2 separate regions of the Homo sapiens genome follow, and region 2 is linked to region 1. Evidence: read pairs that join two places in POLR2A ChIA-PET (ENCODE). Cell type or tissue: HepG2. All regions are shown on one strand.

What was found. Peaks named below come from ENCODE experiments on the same cell type or tissue, not always from the same donor. Only the 100,000 strongest peaks of a DNase experiment are listed, where the experiment ranks them.
Region 2: POLR2A ChIA-PET joins it to region 1 with 5 read pairs; 9 of 35 experiments call an interaction of 5 or more read pairs at or near these places.

What each region holds. Positions count from the first base shown.
Region 1 is chr12:52,031,550-52,035,549 of GRCh38, reverse strand. It overlaps LOC124902934 (a long non-coding RNA gene), which reads right to left. Exons shown (of 2, transcript XR_007063311.1): 2 at 2,077-2,782. It also overlaps a transcript of NR4A1 not described here. Among named protein-coding and RNA genes, the nearest start is that of NR4A1, 18 kb to the left of the region's middle. RefSeq lists a silencer at 2,224-2,553. In HepG2, no CTCF peak of the experiment used is centred here; a DNase peak (open chromatin) is centred at 2,489; H3K4me3 peaks cover 760 bases; H3K27me3 peaks cover 1,953 bases.
Region 2 is chr12:51,975,225-51,979,224 of GRCh38, reverse strand. ACVR1B (activin A receptor type 1B) reads right to left here. Exons shown (of 9, transcript NM_004302.5): 2 at 3,721-3,960; 3 at 2,650-2,898. Among named protein-coding and RNA genes, the nearest start is that of ACVR1B, 26 kb to the right of the region's middle. In HepG2, no CTCF peak of the experiment used is centred here; a DNase peak (open chromatin) is centred at 2,194.

The sequences.
Region 1 (4,000 bases):
CCTACCCCAGCAGCTTCTTTCACATGGGCTTCTTAGAGGAGCAGCTACCCCACCCCCTCTTTTCCTTTCTTTTTCCAGAAGTCTAACTTTTGAAATACATTTTAAAATATTTGCCTGTGTGGGAGAAATACATTTATTTAGACAGGAAGGGAAAAAAAGGGCTCAGTTACCAGTTTTTCCATGAAGGCTTCCAGCCCACAGAGGTCTCTCCTTTCCATAAATACTTTTAGCATAACTTGTCTTTATTATATATTCTCCTATTTATAATCAAATAAAACATATTCTAAAATGTGGAATGCCAGAACACGCACGCTTTGGGTGGCATGTGGAGGCGGCGTGAGATGGTGGAAGAAGCAGTCTCTAGAGGTCTGGGATGGACACTGGTTGTCGGAGGACTGAACAGATGTGGAGGTACCTTGTACACAGCAGGCACTCAGAGTTAGTTCTCCTCCCTGCTCTGCCCTAGGAGTCTCATTTCCCTAACCCACAAGAGGCTCTACCTCTTACCAGCTGCATGACTCCAGGGAAGTTACTTGCCCTCTCTGGGCTTCAGTTTCCTCACCTCAAACACAAAGATGATAAGAAACCTATCTCACAGGGTTGCCATGAGAGTGCCTCTTTGAGAGCAGACATAAAGCATGAAGCGGAGTCTGGCACATCATGGCAGATCTGCCATTTCCATACAGGAGGACTTGGAGGACTTGGGACCTTGTCTTGAAGCTGTACATCCAAGGTGCTTACCCTAGCTTTGCCCAGCCAGTATGTTTATTGGGAATACTGGGGGCCGTGGGGGCTGCACAGATAGGAGCAATGTCGCTTCTTAGTCATTACAAATGTCCAGTAAACGTCTGCCCTGTTGTTGTCTCCCTGATCCAGGTCACTCAGCTAGTGAGTTGCCCAGCCAGAACCATAGCCCTGGTCTTCTGTCTCCATAGCCCTGGTCTTCTGACTCCCAGGCCAGTGCTCTTTCTACCCAGCCTCTTGTTCCTTCATATCTAATTCCTCTCCTTTCTACAGGCACTGCTTCACAGCCCCTATTGCAGATAGGAAAGGTGAGGAGAGAAAAGGTGAACAACGTGCATGGCCCAGGGAGTCGGAGCAGAGGGGAGACAGGCCACCATGGCCAGTGACGCCCCACATTGTGGGAGGTTCCTAGAGGACAAGCTCCTACACAGAAAGCTGGCTCCTAGTCTGATGGGGAGGCAGGACACAAGAATAGGTATGGAAACATTGCCAGGACATCCAAGAAGTGGCCTCCAAGAAGCCTTGAGCTGGCATTGGGGTAGAATCTAGAGGACTAGTCTCAAGAGGCCTCCCTGGAGGAAGAGAATGTAGGGCCCAGTGTGAAAGAAGAGACAGGACCAGGCAGGGTATAGAGAAAAGGCACTCCATGGAGGAGAGAGGCTGCCCCCAAACCTTAGGTATGCGGCAGGGCAGGGCTGAGATCCTGAGGGTGGGAAGTAGTGGGCCAAGGTAAGCCACAGGACCCAGGACCATAAGCCAGACTCTCAGTGGCCCTCCCCAGGTGCCCTTCCATCTCACAGCATCTGAAACTCCACCCCACCTAGGAGACACCCTTCCACTCCACCTCCATCCTGGCCCTCGGGGGCGGGGGTAAAAGGATGTCAAGGGGGTTCCCTAGGGCATTTGGGCAGAGAAGGGGCTCCCCTGCTCAGGCCCTGGCCCTGAATAAGGAGAGGGGCTGTGGAAGGGATTCCCTTCATGGTTTCCTTCCTCTTCTTGAGGATCAAGAACTACCTGGCCGGGGTCCCCCGACCTCTCCCCAGGCTTAAGAGCAATTTAAGGGCCGAAAAAATAGAGACACAAAGACGGGTCTTCCTGGGGCTGTCTCAGGGCTCAGGGGCTGTCCAGAGACACCGCCCAGATGGGGTTACACTCTCCAGATTGCATAAGGATGAGGAGACCCCACTTGGTGTTTTCGAAGCACTTCCACGTTTGCTCTACTTAGTTGCCATGGAAGGCGTCAGGGCCCCAAGAGAAAGTGGCCAAGGTCTCCAGACCGGAAATGGCAGAGCTGGAATTAATGCGAGATTTCCCCTAAATCCAGGCCAGGGCTCTTAAAAATCCTCTGCAATTTTATTTGTTAAATTACAAAATCAAACATGCTCGTGGTAAACAAATGTGAGCGTTTCAGGCCTGCGTGATTTACGAAGTGAGAGGCCCGTAATCGCACTCCCAGAGGAGCGAGGATTTGGTCATCCTCCGACGACGGCTTCCAGATTTTTCTCCGCGTCGCCAGAGATGGGATCTGGCCCGGCGGGTCCTCCCTGAGGGGCCCGCGACCGGAACGCCGGGCCGGAAGGAACAGGGCCGAGCCCCAGCTGCGCTCCCGGGGGCGGCCGGGCTGGGCGGGGTGGGGCCGGGGAAGCCGCTACGTCACTAGCCAGTCCGGAGGGAGCCGCAGCAGGTCCAGCCAGGATTCCATTACCTCACCCGGCGGCGCAGAGCTGCGGCTCGGTCAACACCCCTGCACACCATTGGCTACGGTGCCGCCCCTCCGACCAATAGCACGGGCGCATGCAAATGAACCATTGAGCCGAAGCTTCCTTCGGGTCTGCTGCAGGCGAATAGACGTCATTGGGAGGATGGGGGAAATGAGTTAAGAGGGGTCCCGAAATCTGTAGAGTGCTGGTTTGGGGGCTCGCCATCCCAAATCTGTTCCAGCCTGTCCTGAGGAAAATGGAGTGTAATTAAGGGTGAGCACCCTTAATTCTTGAGCTGTCTTTCCAGATACACCTCGCTGCTTGGAGATTCAGTGAACCTAAGAAAAGGTGCAAAAACTATTTAGGTCAACTTGGAGAGCAGGGGAAGGAAGAAATAAGAAATAAAGAGGTACCGAAAGCTGGAACATACTTCGGAGAAACACCTAGGCCAGCCCTCTCACTGGAAACACAGCACAGCACAGAACAAAACAGACACAGCTCCTGTCCCCGGGCTGACAGCCAAGTAGGAGAGATGAATGTTCAACAATCTTGCACATAAGCAGTAAGTGCCATGGTGTTAGCCAGCGTTCTCCAGAGAAACAGAACCAATAGGATGGATATACAGAGATATAGAAAAAGATTTATTATGAGGCATTAGCTCCCATGATTATGGACGCTGAGAAGTACCCAGGATCTGCCCTCCGCAAGCTGGAGTAGTTCCAGTCCGCGTCTGAAGGTGCAAGAATCAGAGCATGGATGTCTGAAGCAGGGAAAATATGGTGTCCCACCTCAAAGAAGAGCAAATTTGCCCTTCCTCTGCCTTTTTATTCTATTCAGGTCCTTAACAGATTAAATTATGCCTGCCCATAGCGGTGAGGGCGGTCTTCTTTACTCAGTCTACTGATTCAAATACTAATCTCTTCCAGAAACAGCCTCACAAATACACCTAGAAATAACATTTTACCAGCTATTTGAGCATCCCTTAGCCCAGTCAAGTTGACACTTAAAATTAACCATCACGGTGGCTCAAGCCTGTAATCCCAGCACTTTGGGAGGCCGAGGCGGGCGGATCACTTGAGGCCGGGAGTTCCAGACCTGCCTGACCAACATGGTGAAACCCCGTCTCTACTAAAAATACAAAATTAGCTGGGCGTGGTGGCGGGCACCTGTAATCCCAGCTACTCCGGAGGCTGAGGTAGGAGAATTGCTTGAACCCAGGAGACGGAAATTGCAGTGAGCCGAAGGTTGCAGTGAGCTGAGATTGCGTCACTGCGCTCCAGCCTGGGCAACAGAGCGAGACTCCGTCTCAAAAAAAAAAAAAAAAAAATTAACCATCACAACCATAAAGAGAAAATGAAATGGAGGATGTCAGTGAGATATTTAACAGGCAGCTGTAATTTTCGCAAGGGATGGATAAGAGAAAGCTTCTCCAAGGAAGTAGCTTTTTTATTTGTTTGTTTGTTTGTTTTGAGACGGAGTCTCACTCTGTCACCCAGGCTGGAGTGCAGTAGCATGATCTCGGCTCACTGCAACCTCTGCCTCCCAGGTTCAAGCCA
Region 2 (4,000 bases), 56 kb after region 1:
CAAAGTGCTGGGATTACAGGTGTGAGCCACCGTGCCTGGCCTTTTTTTTTTTTTTTTTTTTGAGACGGAGCTTTGCTCTTGCTGCCCAGGCTGGAGTGCAATGGCATGATCTGGGCTCACTGCAACCTCTGCCTCCCGGGTTCAAGCAATTCTCCTGCCTCAGCTTCCCAAGTAGCTGGAATTATAGGCGTGTGCCACTACACCCGGCTAATTTTTTGTATTTAGTAGAGACGAGGTTTCACCATGTTAGTCAGGCTGGTCTCAAACTTTTGACCTCATGTGATCTGCCCGGCCTCAAGACTCCTTTAAATGTGCCCTCCTCTGTGAGACTCTTCCCAACAATTCCTGTCTCTCTGATCCAATCCTGGGTCAGCCTTTTTTTTTTTTTTTTTTTTGAGACGGAGTCTCGCTCTGTTGCCCAGGCTGGAGTGCAGTGGCGTGATCTCGGCTCACTGCAAGCTCCGCCTCCCAGGTTCACACCATTCTCCTGCCTCAGCCTCTTGAGTACCTGGGACTACAGGCGCCGCCACCACGCCCGGCTAATTTTTTGTATTTTTAGTAGAGACAGGGTTTCACCATGTTAGCCAGGATGGTCTGGATCTCCTCTGACCTCATGATCCACCCACCTCAGCCTCCCAAAGTGCTGGGATTACAGGCGTGAGCCACCGCGCCTGGCCGGGTCAGGCTCTTTCTAATCTGTTTAAAACCATATCACCCAGAAGGTATTCAGTATATACTTATTTAAATGAATTGAAAGTCATATGAGCAGCATGGACTTACTACTTTAAAAACCACATTATTAGAAACCTAACACCTTGGAAGCTCTGCATATTCTGAATGAAGAATATACTAAACCACTCAGAGGGAAATAGTTATTAACCATTTTACCACAGACGACTAAACAACTACCATGGCCCTTCCCTTGTTTCAGCTGGTCTGGGTCTTAAAAAGACTTTGGAAAACCCAATCTACCCTCCTCTAGCAGCAAATCAATTCCCACAGTCAGCCAGGAGGTTCTAACCACTGCCCTACCTCTTTCAACAAGGAACAAGCCCTAGATTTTTGCTGTTTCTAAAAATATGCAGCTTTTAAATATATCCATCATTTTGGTGCTCTCTACTGCAGAGCTTAATAAAAGCAAAGCCACTGAAATTCAGGAGATGTCACAGCTCAAAGTACTCCCGTGTCAAGCAGAATGTCTGGGCATGACTGATGGCATAATTTCCCCACAGAACAACAGTCTTGTCCCACGTCAAGGAAACATACATAAAAACACGCAAAGTTCTCACAAATAAGATCCTCTGCGTTTTAGCTAGAATGGCAACAGTGATCTTTGTGGATGTTTTTTTTCTTTTTTAAGAATGGACTTGAAGCCAAGAATTTGAGACCAGCCTGGGCAACAAAGTGAAACCTTCCACAAAAAAAAAAAAAAAAAAAAAAATTGCCAGGCTTGGTGGCACATGCCTGACATCTCAGCTACTCAGGAGACTAAGGTGGAGGATCTCTTGAGCCCAGGAGGTTAAGGCTGCAGTCAGCTGTGATTGCACAATGGCACTGCAGCCTGGGCAACAACAGAGCGAGACCATATCTTAAAACAAAAAAAAAAAAAAAAAAAAAGGAATGCAATACCATTGTCACAAAAATAATGGTTTATCTTCATTAAAAAAATTCTTTACGAGGCAGGCGGATCACTTGAGGTCAAGAACACAAGACCAGCCTGACTGATGTGGCGAAACCTTGTCTCTACTAAAAATACAAAAATTAGTCGCTGTGGTGGCGCATTCCTGTAATCCCAGCTACTCAGGAGGCTGAGGCAGGAGAATCACTTGAACCAGGCAGGTGGAGGTTTCAGAGAGCGGAAATTGCGCCACTGCACTCCTGCCTGGGAAACAGAGCAAGACTCTGTTTCTAAATAAATAAATACATAAATAAGTAAGTAAAAAAATTCTTTTGCATTCATGTTCACATTTAATAGCTAGCTGAGCTATACCCTGAGACCTAAACAACCCCGAGCTCCTTTATCTTAAATTCTCGTCTTATGCCAAGGTCCAGTGTTTGGTTCATTTCCCTCATCTGAGAAAGACTTGGTCAACAAAAGGCAGTACAGGAAATAGTGCTGATGCTATGCTGGAGGCCCACACTGCCTTTATTTTCACCCCCACCAAAAACCCTTGGGCAACTGGTACAAGTCAATGATTCACCAAATCCCAACTCTAAGCTTTACTGGATGTCCTTAAACTCCCCTTGTGGTTGCTCAGAGATCAATGATTAGCTGTCACCACCTCACAGGAATCTGGCACACTCCTGTTTCTCAAAAGGGGCCCTGAAATTGAGCACTCCACTGCTCAGGTGGGACCAGCTGAATTTTAATAGATGTACGTACAGTTGCAAAGCTTAGAGAGGCAGGACTTCTGTAGTGGATAATTGTGTACTAGACCTTGGGAATCCCACGGAATGAGAGATTTTCTGTGAACCCATTATCTTATCTTATTACACGTCAGACTCCAAAAGAAGGGGAACTAGGAAACCAAATGACTCAATGCTGGTAGAAACAAATGCAGGGCCTCCAGCCTTCTCTACAAGCACTCTATCCTGCTGGGAAACTGATGAAAGCCAACCACAGACATGATGCCCTGAAGAACTTGGTACCTGAGCCAGACCCTGAGGTGGAGAGATCGTAGACAAGATCCTGGAGCGTCTTGTCTTTGGAGAGACACATCTCACATGAGGGATCTTCCATGTCCAGTCTCTGGCGGTTGTGATAGACACGCTGATGATAGTTAATGACAAGGAAAACAATGATGATGATGAGGAACAGGAGGAACACCGGGCCGGCGATGATGCCTACCAGCTCCACCGGGCCCCACATGGACGGGTGCTCAGGCTCCTTGAGGTGACCTGAGTCAAGTGAGAGAGGAGAGGGAAAGAATGAGAAGTAAAAACAAGGGAAAGAGTAAAAACACCCCCCTCAAAGTGAAGAGTGAAAAAGACCCCTTTCCCTGTCGATGTGTTCAGGCTCCCTTGATCTCTCTAATCTTCTGGGCTAGTCTTGCTGCCTAGATGCTCTCAAATGCCCAACTTCTTTAGTTAAGGCACCTCTTTCCACAGTCAAACCCACAACCCACTTTGTCACCTCACGCATTTCGTGGTACTATCCCCGCCTCAGGCCCCTACACAGATGCCTGTTTCTGCCCTTTAACTTCCCACAGCTCCTCTAAGCTCTGCTTTAGTTTCTCTCCTTTTCCTGTGGGCTCCACAGTAATGCCTCCTGAATGGTAGGCTTGCAAAAGGATGGTATGTGGTGTTTCTCGGCTTTGGTCACTGGCCTTTTCCTATTCTGGTCCCTCCTCACATCTAACCATCATCCTCCCTTGAGGAGTCACCTTTGCTCGGCTCTGGGGCCATCTCTTTCTGGATCAGTCCCACATCCTCCCGTGGGAATCCCTGCCTGGTTCTTCCACTCCTCACCGCTGCCTATGGCTGCTAAGCCACTACTCTAAACACTGCGGGCACCTCTGGGACTAACTTGAAAATCTGCTTCCTCACCCTCTAATCTACAAAAGCAACTGCTGAGAAACCCCAGCCTTTGTCACCTTCGGGAACATCCAAAAGGCATCTTTATCGTCAAACCAAGTGAGTGGGCAAGAGTAGAAAAAAATGAAATGACGGGGTACCCTATCTCCAAGCTGAGCCACTAGCCCAACAAGGGCATGCACTCACCACTGGGCACCCTCAAGTCGATCCTGTTGCAGTAGTCAGTGTAGCAGCAGTGGGTGTTGCGCAGGTCCTCCGAGCTCAGGCAGTAGAAGGGCTTCCCGGCAGGGACCAGCTCCACTTTGGGGATGCAGGTGCGCACATGGTGCTCCATCCCATCCAGATTGAAAATGGAAACCATGCAGGCCCCATCTGTCTCACACGTGTAGTTGGCCTGGAGGCAGCTGGTGCACGCACACAGCAGAGCTGCAGGAAATTGGGGAGCAGACATTGACATCAATGGTGA